3 separate regions of the Homo sapiens genome follow, and regions 1 and 2 are each linked to region 3. The links are chromatin loops, found by intact Hi-C in ENCODE. Cell type or tissue: sigmoid colon. All regions are shown on one strand. Links, peaks and the distances in the headings refer to the core of each region. The heading gives the core; the rest is flanking DNA.

Evidence for each region. Hi-C counts contacts between places; a loop is a spot of excess contacts. Peaks named below come from ENCODE experiments on the same cell type or tissue, not always from the same donor. Only the 100,000 strongest peaks of a DNase experiment are listed, where the experiment ranks them.
Region 1: it touches region 3 in a loop (2.4-fold over the local background); 8 of 110 quality-filtered maps call a loop at or near these places.
Region 2: it touches region 3 in a loop (2.0-fold over the local background); 9 of 110 quality-filtered maps call a loop at or near these places.

Annotation. Positions count from the first base shown.
Region 1 is chr15:68,149,882-68,158,699 of GRCh38, forward strand. It overlaps PIAS1 (protein inhibitor of activated STAT 1), which reads left to right. Exons shown (of 14, transcript NM_016166.3): 7 at 3,709-3,814. Among named protein-coding and RNA genes, the nearest start is that of CALML4, 51 kb to the right of the region's middle. In sigmoid colon, for the core only: a CTCF peak has its summit at 5,288 (motif pointing left); no DNase peak of the experiment used is centred there.
Region 2 is chr15:67,962,497-67,971,136 of GRCh38, forward strand. No RefSeq gene overlaps it. Among named protein-coding and RNA genes, the nearest start is that of PIAS1, 87 kb to the right of the region's middle. RefSeq lists enhancers at 481-650, 5,997-6,913. In sigmoid colon, for the core only: no CTCF peak of the experiment used is centred there; a DNase peak (open chromatin) is centred at 5,815; H3K4me3 peaks cover 1,046 bases.
Region 3 is chr15:67,913,226-67,918,225 of GRCh38, forward strand. No RefSeq gene overlaps it. Among named protein-coding and RNA genes, the nearest start is that of RNU6-1, 76 kb to the left of the region's middle. In sigmoid colon, for the core only: no CTCF peak of the experiment used is centred there; DNase peaks (open chromatin) are centred at 1,541, 1,916, 2,596 and 3,995; H3K4me3 peaks cover 676 bases; H3K27ac peaks cover 2,536 bases.

The DNA of each region.
Region 1 (8,818 bases), core at 3,164-8,163, 240 kb after region 3:
CTAGTGGACATATTTGACTTGCTCCTTATGTTAATGAGAATACTGCTACTGTTATAACATTATTATAATGTTGCTATTAATTTTGATAGAATATTATATCAATGATGTATTTCTATATTTCTCTTACTGGATTTTTTTTTAGAAATGGATTTTGAATTATATCAAAATTCTTTTTGACATCTCTCAGGGTTATATTTTTTTCCTTTAACTCATATGTCACCATTAGGTTTTTAAAATCCTTTTAAATATTTTATTTCTAGTGTACCTTGGAGTTCCCTTTTTCCTCCTTTTTGGGGAAAGTTTTGAAAATGTTTTGTTTTTGTGTATGAAAAGAATAGCTCACCAAGGAAGAAGGGGAGTGTTTTTGGTGAAATAGGAAAGAAGTCTGAAACTGTAGGAGAGGAGGGGAATATGGCCGCTGATAAAAAGCACTAGAGGAGGGGGGAAATACTCTTCCATAGGAAGGCTTCCAGCTACAAAGATTTGAAGACATTTTTCTGGGGAAGTAAAACACTAAATCAGCATTATTTTCCAAAGCCCAGAAAATAACTTAATAGATTGTTTTTAAATTACTGTTTTAATTCAGCTTGTGAAGATATTCTGAATAGTTCATGTAGAATATCTTACTATTTTGCAGATACTTTTGTATAAATAGTTGCCAGTGAGAAATGTTGCAACTGTGTCTTTTCAAATGAAGTAAATAGGAGAGCTAGTATAGCGCCTGAAAGAAGTAAGTGAGTTATATTGTAACTTCTTGCTCTACCTCAGGGTAAGCACTCCTTTTAGCATTTATTAAACTCTCATTATTTGTAGAGAAATTATTTAGATGTAGGTTGAGTATTCCTAATCTGAAAATCTGAAACACAAGATGCTCTAAAATTCAAAACAGGATGCTCAAAGGAGATACTTGTTTGAGCATTTCAGACTTCAGATTTTCAGATTAGGGATGCTGAACTGGTAAGTATAATGCAGATATTCCAAAATCTGGAAGAAAAAAAAAATTCAGAGTCCAAAATACTTATAGTCCCAAGCATTTCGGATCAGGGATACTCAACTTGTACTAGTGTAAGGGGCACATAATGAATAGAGTATATTTCAATTACAGAGAAATTATCTCATGAACTTGACAAATAATTTTTAAGACTTTTGAAAAAGCAATAAACAAAACTATCAGTATAATATAATATAATATAGTATAATATATATCAGTAGTTGGAATTAGTATTTGAAGGATTAGCAGGAACAATAAAATACTGTCTACCTAGAAAAGAATCTCTGTCACTATTAAGCTTTGGTGGGGTTTTTTTTGCTGCTGAACCTCTTTCATATGATGTAAAAATTTCATTTTATATTACCAGTACAAGTGGCATTTGTTAGTACCACATTCTTTTTGCTGCTTTTATTTTATTTTTCTATTTGCTTACATGTTTCAACTAGAGTGAGCATACCTTTTCACTGAACTTGTTGCAGTTTCTGCTTGATCTCTTCTTAAATATTTATATAAAGCCTTAGGGTAATTCCAAGTTCTGAAGATTCAAGTTGTCAATACATAGTTTCACATTGTTAATTAGCATTTCTCCAGTTTCTGTCATACTTGAAGCATTAAGCAAGTAAATAATAATGGTGAATAAGATTTTTTTCTAAAAGAAGCTTTCCAGTTGGGCCTGGTGACTCATGCCTGTAATCCAAGCACTTTGGGAGGCTGAGGCAGGCGGATCACTTGAGGTCAGGAGTTCAAGACCAGCCTAGCCAACATGGTGAAACCCCATCTCTACTAAAAACAAAAAAAACAAAAAAACAAAACACACACACACACACACACACACAAATTAGCTAGATATGGTGGTGCACACTTGTAGTCCCAGTTACTTGGGATGCTGAGGCAGGAGAATCACTTGAACCCGGGAGGTGGAGGTTGCAGGGAGCCGAGATTGCGCCACTGCACTCCGGCCTGGGTGACAGAGCGAGACTCTGTCTCAAATTAAATAAATAAATAAACAAATAAAGCTTGTCAATGCTATATCAGATTAGTATGTTGTATGCTCTAAAATTTAGGAATTTTTTTTTTTTTTTTTTTTTGGGGGGGGAGACAGAGTCTTGCTCTGTCACCCAGGCTGGAGTGCAGTGGCGCCATCTTGGCTCACTGCAAGCTCTGCCTCCCAGGCTCACGCCATTCTCCTGCCCCAGGCTCCCAAGTAGCTGGGACTACAGGCACGTGCTACCACACCCGGCTAGTTTTTTGTATTTTTAGTAGAGACGGGGTTTTACCACGTTAGCCAGGATGGTCCCGATCTCCTGACCTCGTGACCTACCCACCTCAGCCTCCCAAAGTGCTGGGATTACAGTCATGAGCCCCTGCTCCCGGCTGGGAAAGTTTTAATGTTACTTGTTCCTCATTAATGTGAAATTTATTAATGAAGGTAAATTCGCTTTTTTGACACTTCTTTTTCCTCCCTCTCAGAAAATGTGTAGCATGTAAACACAGATAGCTTTCCGAACTTTAAATAAAAATATGACCTTCCAGAGAGTATTGTAGTATATTTTCTGTCAAAAGAGGGGAGTGCATTAAGTTCCATGTCTTAATATTCCCACCCTTTCCCTTTGGTTTCTAGTGTCTGCTCTGTCATCAAGCAGTTGCCTAATCATGAGCAGATTGCATAATCTTTTTGTGCCTCAGTTTCATCAGCCCTTCACTTAGAAAAATACCTATCCTACCTGTGTCTTAATAGGCCTTGTGCAAAGTTTAAATGAAGTAGGCAGCGTATGTTAAGAATGCTTTGAAAAATGTGTGTAGCTATAAAATACAAGATGGCAGCAATTATTTTTCCTTTTACTTCTTTTCAAGTCTCTTGATCTTCCTCTTGATCCCAGCACCAAATAGAAACTGATCCTTCTCATTTAGATCTCCTTCCTACCCTTCGTGAACCTCAGCCGTCTTTTCTTTCTCTTACCCAACCATGTACCCTTCACTTAGTCTTAGCTTGTTGATTAACTGTTTTTTTTTGGTTTTGGCTTTTCTTTTTTTTTTTTTTTTTGGTCCCCTTCTACCTCTGTCATCTCTGGGTAGTCTGTCTGCTGGTAATGGATATTCATCTGTTCATTTGCCAAACCAGCAGCTTCTGTTTGAAAACCTTCTTTAATATTCCCTCTGCTTGTTGTGATAATGGCCCAAGTATAATCTTTTCAAGAGCTACTTGAAGGCATAGAGAAAGGTTAAAAGGTATAAATTAGGAAGCCCATCTCATTTGTCATTTAAAAAAAATAGATACTATTTTAGATATATCTGTTACCTACTAAATATGGTTTATAGCTTTGACATCTTATTGTCTTTGGCTTATACTTAGTCTTAACAGTATTCTTTCATGTAAGTGCCTTAAATTCATTAGCTTCAAGTATAGGTAATATTAAATCCAAGACAGACCTGGGTTTAAATTCTAGGTTTGTTACTTGAAAATTGCAAAATTAGGGCAAGTTCTTTTACTTCTCTGTACTTCAGTATCCTCATCCATAAAAACAGGTTTATGATCATCTCGGCAGCTTTTTGGTCAGGATTAAATGAATTACTGTTCATGAAAACACCTAAGACTGCTTGACACACAGTAGGTGTTTTAAGAAGTGTTAGTTTTCTTTCCCTATCATGGTGAGATTAAAATAGATGTACTATTTACTTACATATGTTGTTTGTTTTCTACTTCTTTTTTTTTCCAGAACTATTCCATGGCAGTATATCTTGTAAAACAGTTGTCCTCAACAGTTCTTCTTCAGAGGTTACGAGCAAAGGGAATAAGGAATCCGGATCATTCTAGAGCTTTAAGTACGTATGATAAACTTATTTCACTTATTCAGCTATTTTGTTAAAGGTTAGAGTAGTATTTTCTCAACTCAAGAAATTTTAGAATTTGTTTATTCACTGGAGCCTGTTGTGTAGTTCTTAGAGTAGTTCTGATATCTTTGTCATGAGCTATATTTTATAATCTATATTTTACTAATCTTAAAATTAACTTTGTGAAGTCAGTGCACAAACATGGAAGAATATTATTCTACAACTTCATAAAATCAATGTTTAAGGAATTCTGGGAAATGGGAAGGGCATCTTGGCATAAATTTCAAGAAAGTTATTTTAGATTGGTGGTTTATCCAGGAAAAATGTACAGAATTATATCATGGCCTCACCCCCTGCATTTACAAAGTGAAGAGAGCCAGTGGGGTGGTAGAAATAATAATTCTGCCATTAATCAATTATATGACTGTGGACAAGTAACGCTGCTCCTGAGTTTCATCTTCCTCATCTGTAACAAGAAGTTTATGCCGTCTGATTTCTAATGCTTCTGCGAAGTCTGGGTTCATACGTGTGAATTACTGGATGGTTTGTTTTGATACGTTGAATTTGAGATTCAAGGTCTTCAAATGGGGCTGTGCTGACCTCTGTTTTTAAGGGTTAAGGTCAGAGGGTTTGGCCTTTCCAAAGAGGTGAACTAAGTTCTTCGTTTATTCTTTTATTTGTGAGAGCCGGGGGCTGCGTGGATTTAGGAGTGAGGGCTGGGGACTTAGAAACAAAACTTTTATAGGCAGGTGTTAGATAGCTATCCTTTAAGGACTTTTGATGTGAACTGATTAATGAAGCCCATTATCAGATTTGTACTTAGGAACACTCTGGTGGAAAGAACTAAGATAATAGCAGCTTTCCTTTTGTAGCATAGCTATTACCCCTTTCTGTAACTTATTTCTGTGGCAGAGTAAAAGATCCCACTACCCCTGAATATCAATATACCCTTAATAGTTCATTGAAGAATTTTTCTGTATTAAAATGGTCCTTTAAAAATGCAGCTAATCCTGAATCAATGGGAGCACACTTTGGCTAATGCCTCTGTAGGCATGCATTGACAGATGATGGAGACCTAGAAGGGCAGCACTGATTTGGGATCTGCGGGAGTGGTGGCACCATTTGGCAGGGATAAGAAGATGGTAGGGATCCTGAAAGAAAAGACAGACATCTGCCTTGAAGGAGAGTATAAGATAACTTGTCTTCTATCACAATCTTGCTGAAGTTATTCCTGGTCATTCTACTGAGAATCTTCGTATTTGCCTCACAATACTAGAATCTCAGCCAGTCAGAAAGCAAAGAATTATGTGAGCCTGTATGGAAGAGGGAATACCAAGAAATAAGGCAGATGAAGTTATTTTATTTAATAGTAACAGCAACAACAACAATAAGGCCAACTGTCTTTGCTCAAGCTGTTAACTCTTCTCCGCTTGTAGCTATAGCACCACCTGGAGGGAGAGTGGGAACGTGAGTCTGGAATTGAATTATTTTATTTTCTCCGAGAAACCACTATTAGCTACCATTAAGCAGCAAAAACTGTTTAATTCAAAAGCTATTTCTAGTCTGATATACTGATGGATGTGGAGAATAATTGTACACTGGATGAGATTTTTGTGGAAATTGATACCTTACCTTACTTATTGGCCAGGGAAGCCAATGGAATATTAATTTGGATCCCACCAGTAAGAAATTTGTTGTAATTTACTAAAAAACAGGTTATCTACCTTTACCTGTATGCTGCCTGTAAAAAAAAAAAAAAAAAAAAAAACCAAAAACTTTCCCAACAAATTATGTAATTAAAATTCTGTTTACAATAACTTGACAAAAGGAAATGTCAGGTATTTTAAAAGAGTCAAATCAGTTACAAATATGTTCTTTGTAAGTCATTCTTAATAAAATAAGTACTTCTAGCAAAGTTTTAGTAGTCAAGCCAGACACTCTTATGTTCTTGAAAGAATAAAGTTGGTATTATTTAGACTTTTCACAGAGAACTCCATTCTCTGAATCATTTGATTTAGTAGGATTTTGTCTTGCAGTTTCTGCCTTTGTGTAGAGTTGTCCCCTCACAACTATGAAAAACAGTCTTTTACCAACTCTTAATCAAGTTTCTTTCTCCTCTTCCTTCTCCCTTCAGCAGTTATTTCAAGCCTTAGCCATAATCTAATCAAACACTATCCCCCTCTCTCAGCACTCTGCCAATGCATGAAAATTGGGGCTACAAGACATGAATTACCTAAACCACCCATTTCTTCCTTAATCTCAGTGCCACCATAATTACTTTTTTAGCTTATCTACATTTGTGCCCAGTCCTCGCTTTATTTTGTTCAGTGTCAAGAGGAAATCTCCCTTTCCCTGCTTATTCATTTATTCTTTTCATTCAAGAAATTGTGTTAAGAGTCTACTGTGTTCCAGGAACAGGAGAATATAACATTAAACAAGACACATACCATCTCTGCATCCCCCAGAAGTTTGCAGTCTGGTAAGAAAGACAGGCATTAAATAATTGCACAAGTCATTAATGAGTTAAAGTTTTGACATGTGCCTTGAAGAAGATAGACAGGGAACTCTGTAGAGGTACAATAGGGGAACGTAGTCCTCTCTGATACTGTGATACTTAAGGCAAGATTATAAGTATGAGGAGAAGTTAAGCTCCAAGATGGGAACAGAGTATGCCAGGAGAAAAGGCCAGTGCAGCTGGAATAGAGAGAGCCAAGAAGGGCTGGGTGCAGTGGCTCACCCTTGTAATCCCAGCACATTGGAAGGCCGAGGCGGGTAGATCACTTGAGTGAGGTCAGGAGTTCAGACCAGCCTGACCAACATGGTGAAACCCTGTCTCTACTAAAAATACAAAAAAATTATCCTGGCATGGTGGCATGTGCCTGTAGTCCCAGCTACTCGGAAGGCTGAGGCACGAGAATCGCTTGAACCCGGGAGGCAGAAGTTGCAGTGAGCTGAGATCGCACCACTGCACTCCAGCTTGGGCAACAGAGAGAGACACTGTCTTTAAAAAAAAAAAAAAAAAAAGAGAGAGAGAGAGAGAGCGCCAAGAAGGAGGGTGACCAGAGAGTTGGACAGGTATAAGTTGACATAGACGATATGAAGATAGATGATAGAAAACCATTAAAAGATTTTTAAGCAGAGGAGTAAATGACACGATTACATTTAGACAATCTGATTCTCACTTTGAAGACGAATCAAAGGAAGGCAAGGCTAATGCAGTGAGGCCAGTTGAGAACCTGTTTGTAATAGTATACGTAAGAGATGATAATGTCTTGAACTAAGGTGATAGTGGTAGATAGAAGTTGACAGTTTTGAGAAGCATTGAAATGGCATTGACTGTGTGTGTGGAGTGATGAGTCCAAGGAGGAGTGCTAAGCTTCTTACTCAAGCACTAGGTAACATGGTAATGCCATTTACTGAAACAGAAAACTGTGTTGAAAAGATCAGATTGCAGGGGGGAGATCAGAGTGGACTGTTAGACTTGTGGTGTTTGAGATGGGATGAGACATCCAGGTAGAGATGCTTGGTAACAGTATTATGAGACCTGGCTCCCTCATATATCTGCTCTTTGTCCTGTGTTTTCAGTTCCTCTCTGTCTGCAGGCTTTTTCTGTCACTCTGTGCTGTCAAGACTCTTTTATCTTTTAAAAAATAGGAAAACAAGCTCCTCTATGGATAGAGCTCTGTGTTCCTCCCATTGTTCTCATCCGAATTTTTGTGAGAGTAGTCTACACTTGCTCTTTTTACCTCCTCACTGCATCTCATTATGGTCTTTAACCCTCTATCATTCCACTGAAATTGCTCTTTCAGATGTCACAAATGATGATCTGATTGCTAAATTTAAAGTGTATATTTTCAGTTTTCATCCTGAATACTTCTGCTGCATTTGATATGAACCACTTTCTCCTTGAAATTCTCTCCTTTCTTCTCTGACCATATCTTCTCAATCACCTGCCTTCAATGGATTCTCTTAAGGGAAGCATTCTAAATGTGGCTGTTCTTGGAGTTTTATCTTGGGTGCACTTTTCTACGCACCCTTATGGTTTAAAACTAACACCCACCCCAAAATACATGTCTTCATCTCAGACCTCTCCCCTGCGTTTCAGACTTATATAGCTAACTACCTTCACCTAAGCATTTCACTGGTTCCTCAAATTCAAGTATTTAAAACTGAACTCACCAACTCCTGTCAAACTTACTCCCTAAATATTTCTCAAATGTGCCTTCTGTCTATCATGCTATCATTGCCCTTGTTTAAGCTCTCATATCCTGCTTTTATTTTAAAAACCATTCTTAGATAAAACATCCCTCTCCTTGACGCCTTTTTCTATCTCCTCTGGTAGCCTCCTAAGTGATTTATACAGATCTAAAATCTTACCATTCTCATTCCCTTGCATTTCATGGCTTCTTAACACCAAGGGAATAAAAACTCCAAGTATGTTAGCATGACACACAAACTTTCCATCATGTGGCACCTGCTTATTACTTTCCAGGGTCGCCTGTATTCACTCTGCTTTTTAAACTTTCCATGACGTGGCACCTGCTTATTACTTTCCAGGGTCGCCTGTATTTACTCTTCTTTTCATACTTCACATTCCATTCCAAAAATATGGAACTCTTTAGTCTTTCTTCAGTGCTTTAGTTTTGTGCTCTATGCCTCAAAACTCCCCTGCTGCCTTCTCTGCCTAATGTCATTATCCTTTGTTTCACTTTTTTCCAGGAGACATCCCAGAACCCCCAAAATTGATGAGTTGACTTTTGGTTAGCTTCCTGAACATACTCCATCAGAGTGCATTAGAGATGATCTCACTGAACATCTTTACCCTCTACTAGATTATGAGTTCTTTGGAGGAGGAATTTAATCTTATTTTTTTTCTTGAATTCCTATTGCTCAGCACAGTGCCACATACATAGTAGATCTGCATATTTTTGAAGTAAACTGATGAAAAGACAGCTACAGAAAAAAATCAGGTCTTGGTGCCTGTTTCTTTGCTTA
Region 2 (8,640 bases), core at 3,641-8,640, 53 kb after region 3:
ATCTGATTCTTTTCCATTCTATTCTTTAATTTTTCATTTAAAAAAAATGTTTGTAGGCCGGGTGAGGTGGCTCACGCCTGTAATCCCAGCACTTTGAGAGGCCAAGGTAGGTGGATCGCTTGAGCCCGGGAGTTTGAGATCAGCCTGGGCAACATGGTGAAACCCTGTTTCTACAAAAAAATACAAAAATTAGCCAGGTATGGCGGTGCGTGCTTGTAGTCCCAGCTCCCAGCTACTCAAGAAGCTGAGGTGGAAGGATTGCTTGAGCCCAGGAGGTTAAGGTTTTAGTGAGCCCTGATCACATCAGTGCACTCCAGCCTGGGCAACAGAGTGAGACTTTGTCTCAAACAAACAAACAAACAAACAAACAAAACGAACCAAACAAAAGTAACAACTTGCAATTCATTCAGTTAATTTCAATACCTATGGGTTAAGATGAGCGGATTGAAATACACATTCAAGCCTAATCTCTGAATTATGCAGAGATTTTGAGAATATTCCTTCATTAGCCACAGCCATGTGTGCCACACAGGAGAAACCAGGTTGACGGGCAAGTCGTGGTCCAAGGTCATCCATGGACCCTCATTGGTGAGAGATACTCCCTCACCAGAGAGTTGAGTGTATTGAGTCATATGATGAATGGGGCCACTGTAGTTTTAGAATAAAAATATGATTTATTTTCTTTCTTTCTTTCTTTTCTTTCTTTCTTTCTTTCTTTCTTTCTTTCTTTCTTTCTTTCTTTTTCTTTCTTTCTTCTTTCTTTCTTTCTTTCTTTTCTTTCTTTCTTTCTCTTTCTTTCTTCTTTCTTTCTTTCTTCCTTTTCTTTCTTTCTTCCTTTTCTTTCTTTCTTTCTTTCTTTCTTCTTTCTCTCTCTTTCTTTTTTTTCTTTTTATTTTTTTTGAGACAAAGTCTGGTTCTGTCACCTAGGCTGGAGTACAGTGGCACAATCACAGCTTAACTGCAGCCTCAACCCCTGGACTGAAGCGATCCTCCCATTTCAGCTTCCCGAATAGGTAGGACTGCAGACATGCACCAACACACCTGAATAATTTTTGTAATTTTTGTAGAGACGGGGGTCTCATCATTTGCCCAGGCTGGTCTGGAACTCTAAGGCTCAAGCGATCCACCCACCTCAGCCTCCCAAAGTTCTGGGATTACAGGCTTGAGCCACCCTGCCCAGCCAAGATTAGCTACTGAGAGCTTTCTATGTGCCAAGCATTGTTCTAAGCACTTTACACGAATTAACGTATTTAATCCTCACAATACCACCATGCCATATGTAGTATTATTAATCCCTGATGTATGGACAGTTCGGGAATTTAACATCCAGAAAATAGTTACTAAATATGGATCCAGGTATCAAAGCCAGGCAGACTGGCTCCAGAGCCCCCAGCTCTTCTGCATCACATGTACCTCCCCACTACAGCAGGCCTTCTCGGACCTTCCACGACTGGCTCACTTTGCCATCTTTTCCAAGGATAGTGTCCAGTGCTGAGCTCAGCAAGCTGTGGCCAGAATTCCACAGAGGACTTGGACTAGAGCTGGAGCTCCAGTGTGGTCACCAATCCAGGTGATCATTTCATTAGATCAGTCCAGCAGAGCATTCGTTCAACACCCACTTACTAAGCCTTCAAACCCAGAAGTTCAGGGCTGGAAGACACTCCAGAAATTTCCAACTACTTAGGGACTTTCATACAGGGTAAAAGGGACACAGGGATCTCTCTACTCCAAGACTTCCACTTTTATCTGTTTCAGAGATAGAGTTTCTGCATAAGCTTATACTTGAAAAAAAATAGTCTTGCTGTTAAAACAAGTTTATTTTGGGGGAGGTGAGAGAAAATTTTAAGGAATTAGCAGTCTTTTGGGAAATAATTGATGACACGTTTTTTAGAGTGGTAAAATACATATAATGTAAAATTTACCATGAATGACAGTGCAGTCACAGTATTGTACAATATTCACCACATTTTCATCTCCCCTACGGAAAATCCCATACCCGCTAGGCAGTGATTCCCCATTACCTTTTCTCCTCAGTTCCTGGAAACCACTAATTTACTTTCTGTGTCTGTAAAATTGCCTCTTCTGGACATTTCACATAAACAGAATCATATAAAATGTGGCCTTTTATGACTTGTTCTTTTACTTAGTATAATGTTTTTTATTTTCGAGACAGAGTCTCACTCTGTTACCCAGGAGGCTGCAGTATAGTGGCATGATCTTGGCTCACCACAACCTCCACCTCCCCAGTTCAAGCAATGCTCATGCCTCAGCTTCCCTAGTAGCTGGGATTACAGGTGCATGCCACCACACCCAGCCTCACTTAGAATAATGTTTTCAATGTTGTAGCATGTATCTGTACTTCATTCTTTGTTATGGCTGAATAATATTCCATTGTTTGAGTACATATTTGTTTATCTGTTTATCAGTTGATGGACGACTGAATTGTTTCCACCTTTTGGCTGTTGTGAATAATGCTGCTTGCTATGAGCATTTGTGGATGCATTTTTGCTCGAGCACCTGTTTCAATTCTTTCAGTTATATTATTTTTATTTATTTATTTCTTATTGAGACAGGGTCTCAATCCGTCACCCAGGCTGGAGTGCAATGGCATGATCTTGGCTCACTGCAACCTCAGCCTCCTGGGCTCAAGTAATCCTCCTGCCTCAGCCTCCTGAGTAGCTGGGACTACAGGCATAAACCACTATGCCTGGCTTATTTTTGTATTTTTTGCAGAAAGGGGTTTCACCATGTTGCCCAGGCTGGTCTTGTACTCCTGGGCTCAAGTGATCTGCCCTCCTCAGCTTCCCAAAGTGCTGGGATTAAAGGTGTGAGCCACCGGGTGTGGCTAATTCTTTCAGTTACATACCCAGGAGAGGAATGGCTGGATCACAGGGCAATTCTTGTTTAAGTTATTGAAGAAGTGCCAAATTGCTTTCTACAGTGGATGCACCATTTTACATTTCCACCAGCAACATATGAGGGTTCTAACTGCTCCACATCCTCAACAACACTTGTTATTTTCCTTTATAAAAAAAATTATAACCATTCTAGTGGGTGCAAAAATAGTGTCTTATTGTGTTTGTTTATTTGAATTTCCCTAATGACAATGATACTAAGCATCTTTTATGTGCTTCTTGGCCATTGTATAACTTCTTTACAGAAACGTCTATTCAAGTCCATTGCCCATTTAAAAATTGGTTGTCTTTTTGTTGTTGAGTTGTAGGAGATTTTCATATATTCTGGATACTACAAGTCCTTATCAGATATATGATTTGCAAATATTATCTTCCATTCTGTACATTGTCATTTCACTCTCTTAAAAGCATCTTTTGATGTTTTTGATTTTGATGAAATCCAATTTATCTAATTTTTTCTTTTTTTTTCCTTTTATTTATTTATTTATTTATTTATTTTTTGAGGCAGAGTCTTGCTCTGTTGCCCAGGCTGGAGTGCAATGGTGCAACTCTCGCTCACTGCAACCTCTGCCTTCTGGGTTCAAGTGATTTTCCCACCTCAGTCTCCTGAGTAGCTGGGTCTACAGGCACGCGCCACCACCCCCAGCTAATTTTTGTATTGTTAGTAGAGACAAGGTTTCACCATGTTGGCCAGGCTGGTCTTGAACTGCTGACCTCAAGTGATCTGCCCACCTCAGCCTCCCAAAGTGCTGGGATTACAGATCTGAGCCACCATGCCCAGCCTCTAATTTTTTCTTTTGTTGCTTGTGTTTTTTGTGTCATTTCTTAAGCCAATGCCAACTCTGAGGTCATGGACATTTACCTTTATATGTTCATGTAAGAGTTTTATGGTTTTAGCTCTTACATTTAGGTCTTTTGTCCATTTTGCATTAGTTTTTGTATATGGTGCAATGTAGGGTTCCAACTTCATTCTTTTGCGTGTAGATACCCAGTTTTCCCATCATAATTTGTTGAAGAGGCTCTTCTTTCCCTTTGAATGGTCATAGTAGTCTTTGAAAATCAGTTGACCATGGATGTATGAATTTATTTCTAGACTCTTAATTCTATTTCATTTATCTGTATGTCTGTCCTTATGCCAGTACATGTACCTGATGATTACTGTAGCTTTGTACGAAGTTTTGAAATCAGGAAGACTAAGTCCTCCAACTTAGTTCTTTTTCATGATTGTTTTGGCTATTCATGGTCCCTTACAATTCCGTATGAATTTTAGGATCATGTTGTCTATTTCTGCAAAAAGGCCTTTGGGATTTTGATAGAGATTGCATTGAATCTGTAGATTGCTTTGTGTAGTATTGCCATTTTAATATTAAGTCTTCAAATCCACAAACTCAGGATGTTTTTCCATTTATTTAGATCTTCTTTATTTTAACAATGTTTTCATTGTATTAGTCTCACATCTTCTTGATTAAATATATTGTTAAGTATTCTATTTTTTAAAATTGTTTAAAGTTTTTTTTGAGACAGGGTCTCATTTGCTTGAGACAGGGTCTCATTCTGTCACCCAGGCTAGAGTGCAATGGCACCATCTGGGATCACTGCAACCTCCACCTCCCAGGTTCAGGTGACCCTCCCACCTCAGCCTCCCGAGTAGCTGGGACCACTGGCATGCCCCAGCACGCCTGGCTAATTTTTGTATTTTTTTATAGAGACAGAGTTTCACCATGTTGGCCAGGTTGGTCTCAAATTCCTGGGTTCAAGCCATCCGCCTGCCTCAGCGTCCCAAAGTGCTGGGATTACAAGCATGTGCCAAGGTGCCTGGCATATTCTATTTTCCACCCCCCTACAAAGTAATAGACCTTATTTTGGGAGGGCAGTTTTAGGTTTACAGAAAAATTAAGCAGAAAGTTCCAGTATACATCTTTTAAAAAAATTTTTTTTTTGGTGATATTATACAACGAAATTGTTTTCTTAATTTTCTTTTTTGGATTGTTCATTGCCTTACATGTACAGAAATACAGCTGATTTTTGTGTGTTGATCTTGTACTCTGCAACTTTGCTGAATCCTTCTATTAGTTCTAATTGCTGTTAATATTTGACGCTTGCCCTAGTCCATATACCATCTCCCTGCCATTTAATTGTTGAAGAAACTAAGTGGCTAGGACTTGCCCAGGGTCCTGCTGCCTTTTATGGCTGAGCTTGGGACAGGCTTAGCACTTTTTCCCTTCAGAGCTCCAACTCACTCCTTAAATTGAACCCCAATTTTTCAGTGTAATTTGCAGGTACAAATTTCAGCCAGTTGCCTCTACAAAGCCCCTGTCCATTCCTTCCAAATCCCTGATCTCTTCCTATTCATTTGCCCCCATATGCCCATTATCATGAGCCCAGCGTGGACTCCCACGCGGACCCAGGCCCCCAGCCCTGGCCACAGGGTCACAGAGATAACTCCGTGGGAAATTATACCCCAGGGCCCTTTGCTCCTGACTCCCCACGTGGAGCAGAGAACCACTCAGATGCGTGCTTCCAGCCCCCACCTCGGACGACCCGCTGTCCCCCTCTCACGGCTGTTTGCCCGGGCGTTCTAGGATGCTCTGGTATTAGAGCACCCTGCCTGTTCCTGGCCCCCTGAGCACCAACAAGCCCGTCTCAGGCCTCCAAAGCTCTGCATACGTTGCCCTGGCAAGGTCAGACCCTTTGGCTGCAACACGTCCGTCAAGAAGCCAGGCAAATCTAGCATGCAAACTAGGATCATTTTCGGGCGTTGGGGCCCCCCCGCTTGAAATCTGGTTTCCATGTTCACAAAACGCAGCCCGACTGGTGGAACTCGCGACTCCAGACGCAGAGAAGCTGTGGGCAGAGGCGGAGGCAGAGGGTGGGAATGCAGCCTGGCGTTGGAGTGGGGAGAAAGGGGAGGGAGGAACCGCGCGCCCAGGCCCCGCCCGGTTGCCTAGGTGACGGGGAGCGAGAGGAAGAAGTGGGGGCTGAGCTGATCCGAGCATTTCAGATCTTAATACTGAACAGCTCAGCCCCCAAGAGGGAGTAGGATGGAAGCCCCAAGCCAAGGGAGTCATCTTCATTATTTTACCCTGGTACCTAGTGTTCTGCTGCTCATGGAGAAACAGAATGTCAGTCCTGGAAAAGAGCTTGCGAAGTCTCCTTGCCCAGTGGTTTTCAAGCAGGTTTGTAGCTAAAGATTCTCGTTTCAAAGAAAACCTTACCAAGAACCTCAGTTTGCGAAACAGACCTATAGGGAGCTAAGTCACCCCACTTCACCTTCCCAGATTGTGGAAAAACTCTGGTCTGGGCCCAAACCCTCCTTGTAGAGATGGGAAAACTGAGGTCCCCAGACAGGCACTGCATTGCCCAGGGACACCCAGGACATAAATTCGCTGCAGAACCAGGATTGGAAACGATCTCCCAGTGATCACCATAGAGCAAGCATGAAGAAGCGGATCCTTTGAAGTAGCTGGGAAGAGAAAAGGCACACAGGATGTTTTAGGAACCTGGAATTTCCAGACCTGCTGAGACAACACAATCCCCTTATTTTACAGACGAGGAAACTGAGGCCCAGAAAGGAGGCAGTGGCAAGTTAGTAGAGTGGTCCTAAGTGGAGTAATATTCCCTTAGAAAGAAGATGCATTTGAGCATTTGGCTTTTTGGCTAGCTCAAGCAATAAATCTTTGCTGAAATTCTGAGGTGCCAGATGGCGCAGGGGAGGAGCACTGGCCTGGGAGTTTCATCCCCCTCTGTTACTGACGAACCCCATGACCTTGGGAGATTTATTTTAAAGAGTCAAAGGGATCATCCCCAGGTTTGTAAGAGGTCCAGAAGAGTAATAGGATTAAATGGTGCTTCAGAGTGTTTTATATTGTTTCTAAATGTCAGGGCCTCTTTGGGGGAAGGGAAGTAAGCACACTGCTCTTTAAAGACTGAATTTGACAGTGGGTTTTTTAAACGCTCTTTATTTTTCTTTTTCATTTTTCATGGCTAATTATAAAGTAACACATGGCCATTTCAGAAAATGTGTAAAGTACAGAAAATGAAAGGAAAAAAAAGCAGAAAGGAAAATCACCCATAAACACATCACCCAGAGGCAACCATTGTTATACATTGTTGTACATTTCCTTTCAGTCTTTTTTCTCTAATTTTTTTCTTGTGCAGCGTAAATTGTATTTTTAATTATGTTGTAATTTTTAATAATTTCATTTAATTGTTTAATAATTAATATTAAACTTAGAATATTAAAGCTAAAGATCTGTCTGATCACCACCCACAGCCCTGGGTTCTTTGATGTATTAATTTTGCAGACCATTTAATTTTTTTCCCACTTATTTACACTCATTTTTCATTTATTTATACCTATTTCATTTATGTAGACCCACAGGAAATGTACAGTGTAATAATAAATGTATATATATATATTATATTGTATATGTGTTTTACACAATGGTATAATGTTTTCTCTGCAATTTGCTTTTTTCTTTTTTGCTCATTTGACACCTATATTATTCGATCTTATGTATAAGCCACTTTGTATCTACCCATTTTGTTCTTGATGAGCATATACATTGGTTCCAATTTTTTGCTACTGTGATAAATTCTACAATGAATAACCTTTGCATGTTCTTCTGCACAGGGGCTAGTGTTTCTCTGGTGGTAGATGCACGGAAGTAGAATTGCTGAATATGCATTTATTTACTTTTAATCCACACTGCCAAATTGCCCTCTAAAGCTACTGCGTATAATGAGCATCCTTGTTAGCTTATAACACTGCTTTGCTTGATTATAAGACTTCACTTTTTTAAAAAAACTTAAATTTTTTAGAATCTACTGAGTGAAAATAATTTATTTTTGTATGATTTTCCTGATTATTAGTATGATTAAGCATATTGTTTACTGGCTATTTAAAAAATTAGTTTATAGAGTTGCTTTATATATTTAGGCCACTATCTTTTTTTCTGTATCTATCACAAGCATTTTCCTCAGTCTGCTGATTATTTTTTAATCTTGTTTGCAATGTCTTTTGACATGCAGAATTTTAAATACTTAATATGGCAAAATTTATGTATTTTCCTTTATAGATTTTTGTTTTTTGTTCAAAAAGATTTGATCTACGTTTTTCACTAATAATTTTAAGTATCTATTTACTTATCTTTTTTTTAAACATTAAAACATTGACTCCATCTGGATTTATTTTGGTGTATGTATGTGATAGGAATCTAATTTTGTTGCTTTGCATATGGGTCGTTAATTGCTTTAATACCAATTATTGAATAGTCTTTTTTCCACTGATTTTGAATACCACCTCTATCATATACCAAATCCCCATATAAACGCAGATCTATTTCCTGACCCTTTACTCTTTTCCATTTATCCATTTATCTCCTTTTCTATTTTTATGCAAATACTACACTGTTTTGACTATTGATTTATAATGTATCTTAACAGCTGATGGGCAATTTACCCACTTTTTCTGTTTCATTGCCTTGGTTCTTCCTGTACATGTATTCTTCCATACGAATTCATTTATGAAGGTCTGTGAAAAGTCTTTTGAGTAATTTGATTGTTATTGCATCAAATTCATACCTAGATTTTGAGAAATGTATCTCGAATATAGCGTCTTTCTATCCAAGAATCTGACATGTTGATTTATTGGGTCTTTTAAAATGTGTTTTAGTCAAGTTTAAAATCACCTTCATAAAGATCTTTTACTAAAATTTTTCCTAAA
Region 3 (5,000 bases), core at 1-5,000:
AAATTAAACATAGACCAGGCACAACAGTGCACGCCCGTAGTCCTAGCTACTCGGGAGGCTGTGGTGAGAGGATCACTTGAGCTCAGGAGTTCAAGGCTGCAGGGAGGTGTGATCGTAGCCAGGGCATTACACCTGGGTGACAGAGTGAGACCCCATCTCTAAATAAATAACTAAAATTTTAAAAAGGAGATTAAACATAGAATTATCATATGATTCAGCAATTCTACTCAAAAGAAGTGAAAGCAGGGACTTATGTATTTGCACACCCATGTTCATAGCAGCATTATTTACAACAGTCGAAAGATGGAAGCAACCCAAGTGCCCATTAACAGATGAGTGGATTAACAAATGCTGTGTGTGTGTGTGTGTGTGTGTGTATATATATATATATATATATATATATATATATATATATATGAAATGAAATACTCAGCCTTAAAAGAGGAGGAAATTCCCATAAATGCTACAACATGAATGAACCTTGAGGACGTTATGCTAAGTGAAATAAGACACACACACACACACACACACACATACACACACACACACACACTGTATGATTCCCCTTATTTGAGATATCTAGAATAGTCAAAAATCATAGAGACAAAAAGTAGAATGGTTGTTGCCAGGGGTTAAGGAAAGAGAATGGGGAGTTAGTGTTTAGTGGGTATAGAGTTTCAGTTTGGGAAGATAAAAGTTCTGGAGATAAATGGTGGTGATCATTGTGCAGCAGTGTGAATGTACTTAACACCACAGAACTGGTCAATTTGGCCAGGCATGTTGGCTCACACCTGTAACCCCAGCACTTTGGGAGGCCATAGTAGGAGGATTGCTTGAATCTAGGAGTTTGAGACCAGCCTGAGCAACATAGAAAGACCCAATCTCTACAAAAAATTTAAAAATTAGCTGGGCATAGTGGTGAACATCTGTAGTCCCAGCTACTTGGGAGGCTGAGGTGGGAGGATTGCTCAAGTCTGAGAGGTTGAGGCTGCAGTGAGCCGTGATTGCATCACTGCATTCCAGTCTAGGTGACAGAGCAAGACCCTATCTCCAAAAAAGAGTAAATCTGATGTTATATATATTTTGCTACCATAAAAACAAACAAGCAAACACCAATCTCCTTTTCCTTCCATTCCTTCTTTAATTATAGTTTTAGGAATTTCCCCCATATGTTCTATTATCAACAACAGCAATGATTAACAAAGAAACATTTTGTAGAGTGTTTTTTTTCCCACAATAACTATAACGATTATATTATTTTCCAGTAAATGTGATCATTACGGTTATATAGGCTTTCATGTTCAAACACATTTAATGCTTACCACCAGCCTGTTTATACCTCAGTTTTCTCCTATGTCAGTTCTAAATTTGGATTCATCATCTGTCTCTAACATGTCCTCAAGTAGAGTGATATATTTCCTGGTGAAATAATGATGAGAAGCTATGTCTTACGTAATGTCTTTAGAGGAAGACCTTCAGGTCTCAGTGGTAACAGCTCCTCCCCTGTGGCTGCAGGCTATGGGATTGTAGCACCATCCTCTTGGTTTCCCTTAACTCTTGCCTATACCTCGTCAATAATCCCTTTACTAAACTCTCTTCCATTACCAAGCTTGTGAGTGGCTTGTTTCCAGCTGGGACTATGACTGATACAGCCTCTGCCGCCTCTGCTCTCCAAGCACCCCTTCCTTCCTATCTCCTCTCCCTCTCTTTCTTTTCCTTTTTCCATCTTCCACTCTTATCCCTCCTTATTCTTTTCCTCCTCCTCCCTTTTGGAGTGAGGTGACATGTGGGCTATGTAGGTTAGCATATCACGCTCCGCATCTGGCCCCTGGCTGCCCTTGTCCCTGGGTGGTCAAGAACAGAGTATTCCTTCTTTCTGAGCTGCTCAGTGTTCTGGCTGCTTTTCAGAATGTGCAGCCCATCCCCCAGCCTCTCAGAAGCCCCACCCCAGCCAGCAGCCTGACAGAGCTCACAATTCTGTTTTAAGCTTACTCCCTTACAACTAGTTTTATTTCCTAGTCTGACATCTTGGGAGGATGGGTGAGACCAAATCTGTTACATCAGTGTCTAGATGGAGCATTCGCTAGTTCAGGCCAAGACATTATGAGTTTCATTTTTATGGCTCTCCCAATCCTTGTGTGTGCAGATTTTATTGTGTTAGGAGTTAAAAATGTAATAAGCAAGGAGAAAAAAAAAATTAAGTCACTTCAGCTAAAGACTACAGCCTAACAAAATCCTTAACAGACGCTTGTTAGTCCTGTTGCTGGGAAGTATTTGTCCAGCAGACCTGGAACAGTTTAAAAAAGGAGTGGGGGTTTGGTTAACATTAAAGAAACACAAAGATTTTTCATCTGGCTCTGGGGGAGACCAGAGCCACAGAGGGAACAAGAAAAGAAAGAGGGGATTGAACATTTTTGCAAACAAATGATAAAACTGCCTTTTAAAGAAGGAGGGGGGATCCCTTGTCCAAACAAGACTTCTGCCAGGGTAGGAAATCATTTCTGCAATTGTTTACAATGCTCAGGCAGCCGGTCCTAAGTCAACATGGCCTGGGAGCGTTGCCCTGGAGCCTCCTGCCTTTGCCAGCCGCCTGCCATCTCGAGCTCAGCTATTTCTGGGACTTAGCTCCCTCCCTTGAAAAACAAACCGTGGCCCTCACTGTCATACCCAATAAACCCCCCAGTTTGTGCAGCCTTAATCATGTTTTCCAGAAGAGTTCTCCAACTGACGGCCTGGATGCAATGTGTTGGGCTCAGGAGAGCCAGTATGTGTGGGGGAAGGGAAGCTCTCATTTGTGGATGCCAAGATGGAAATTTCCATTGCAGTACAAGATGGCTTCACCTGTGGCCAAGGAAACCTACTTCATCTCAAAGAGGAGAACTTGGCTAATGAACAGCCTGAAATTTATGTCCTTTCTTACAGTTTGTTCCATAAACCCAGAGCAAAGTTTGCTTTTACTAAAAAGCACCATAATTACTAGTCATAACCCTTCACATCTGGTTGTCACTTAGTGTAGAAGTCTTTTCACTTCTGTTATCTCATTTGTTCTCCACCATGAGAAAGGCATTATTAGTCCCATTTATTTACCTTTTTTGAAAAAAAAAAAAAAAAAAAAAAAAGATGAGATCTCACTATGTTTCTCAGGCTGGTCTTGAGCTCCTAAGCTCAAGTGATCCTCCTGTCTTGGCCTCTCAAAGTGCTAGGATTACAGGTGTGGACCACTGTACCCAGTCAATCCCATTTATTTAATTAATCCATCTATTTGTCTCCTTATTTGGTGTTAATAATACAGTCATGTGGCTTGAAAATTTTAAATTCCAGTGAAAAGATGTCTTCTCTTCTACTCTTCCACAATTCTTCTGGTCTCTATCTGCCCACAGGTAACCACTACTGTTCATTTTTCTGTGTATCTCTCCAGAGATGCTTTATGTATATCTAAGCAACTTGGGGTGGTACAAGGAGAAAGAGTATTGCAGAGAGACAGAAAAGTCCCAGGCACTAGGCCTAGCTCTGTCTCCAGTTGGCTGTTTGACATTGTGCATGCTACTTTCCCTCTCTGAACCTCACTTACCTCACTTACGTCATCTGTGAAAATGAGAATAAAAGCTAACATTCATTAGGCTTATATGTGCCTGCCACTGTGATAAGTGTTTTTATATGTGTTAGTTGAATTAAGCTCGCTACAGTCCTATAAGGAGGCACTGTAAGTCCCATTTATCCATGACAAACTGAGGCACAGAGAAATTAAATATCTTGCCCAGGTCCTAGTTAATTAGAGGGAGAGCCTGGGTTTTATGAAGCTAGGTAGTCTAACAGTAGAGCTCATTCACCACTTAAACCCCTGCGCTATATACGGCCACTCATTTATGATACTGGCACTACCAAATGATGGCTTGAAACAGGAGGCTGCCCCAGAGTGGTTCCTCCCAATTTAGGTATCTAAAATCCTATGTCCAGTTCCCATAAAACCCTGGCCAGGCAGCTCTGAGTCACTCAGCCCCATTCAGATGGGATGGTGACAGCTGGCAAAGAGCAGCAGACAGCAGGGCAAGGCTCAGGCATGAACCCTGATGTCAGACCAGTGCTTCCCCCTGTGTCCCTCCAGGGGAATCAGGACAACTCCTTAATAAGAATTTCTTATTTTTTATCAGAGGTAGTAACGCACGTAATTTAAAAAGCCAACTCATATTCAGAGACAAAAGACAGCAGCCCAGAACAAACACTTTTAACTCCTTTGGTTAGTTCTGTATATATTTATCTCCCTTATTCTTGTCAACCTTAAATAATATTCAGAAAGTATGATTAAATATAGAGTTCATTTGAGCCCAAAGCTTGAGGATGGCCACCCAGGAACATGGATTCAAGTTGCCCTGAATATACATTCTAATTAGCAGCACCTACAAATGGGTTTTTAAAGGGAAAAAAAGAAGAGGCAGTTCCTAAGTTGTTTAACAAGAATTTACATTAAAGTAACATAAGCTATTAATTGGTTATACATTGTTCTTTGTATCACAAATTCTAGGAACATGAAGATAATGGGTGAGGCCAGCTAGTCAGGAACAAAATGCCTTTAAACAATTGCCCCCAGGGCATGGGCGGGATGCAGAGGTGGGGGTGAGGGATGAGAGTAGGGGCCTGACTGAAGTCCCAGGTCTCTCTGAGCCAAGTAAATTTTGCATACCTCTCATAGCTTACAGCAGTCTGAGCTATTTTTCTTTTTTCATTCTAAACCTAGATAGTAAATATTTTCAGCTTTGTGAGCCATACAATCTTTGTTGCAATTTCTCAACTGCCTTATATCTAGAAAGCAGTCAGGCAATATATACATAAATGGACATGGCCATCTTCCAATACAACCTTATTTACAAAAACAGATTTTTAAAGCAAAAACAGATTTGACCTGTTGATGCGGGATTTTTCTCGGTCACTTTGCCAGCCAGAGACCTCCAGCCAGCAATACCCCTGGCCCAGGCCTTGCTCGGGCCTGGGTTCACCACAGG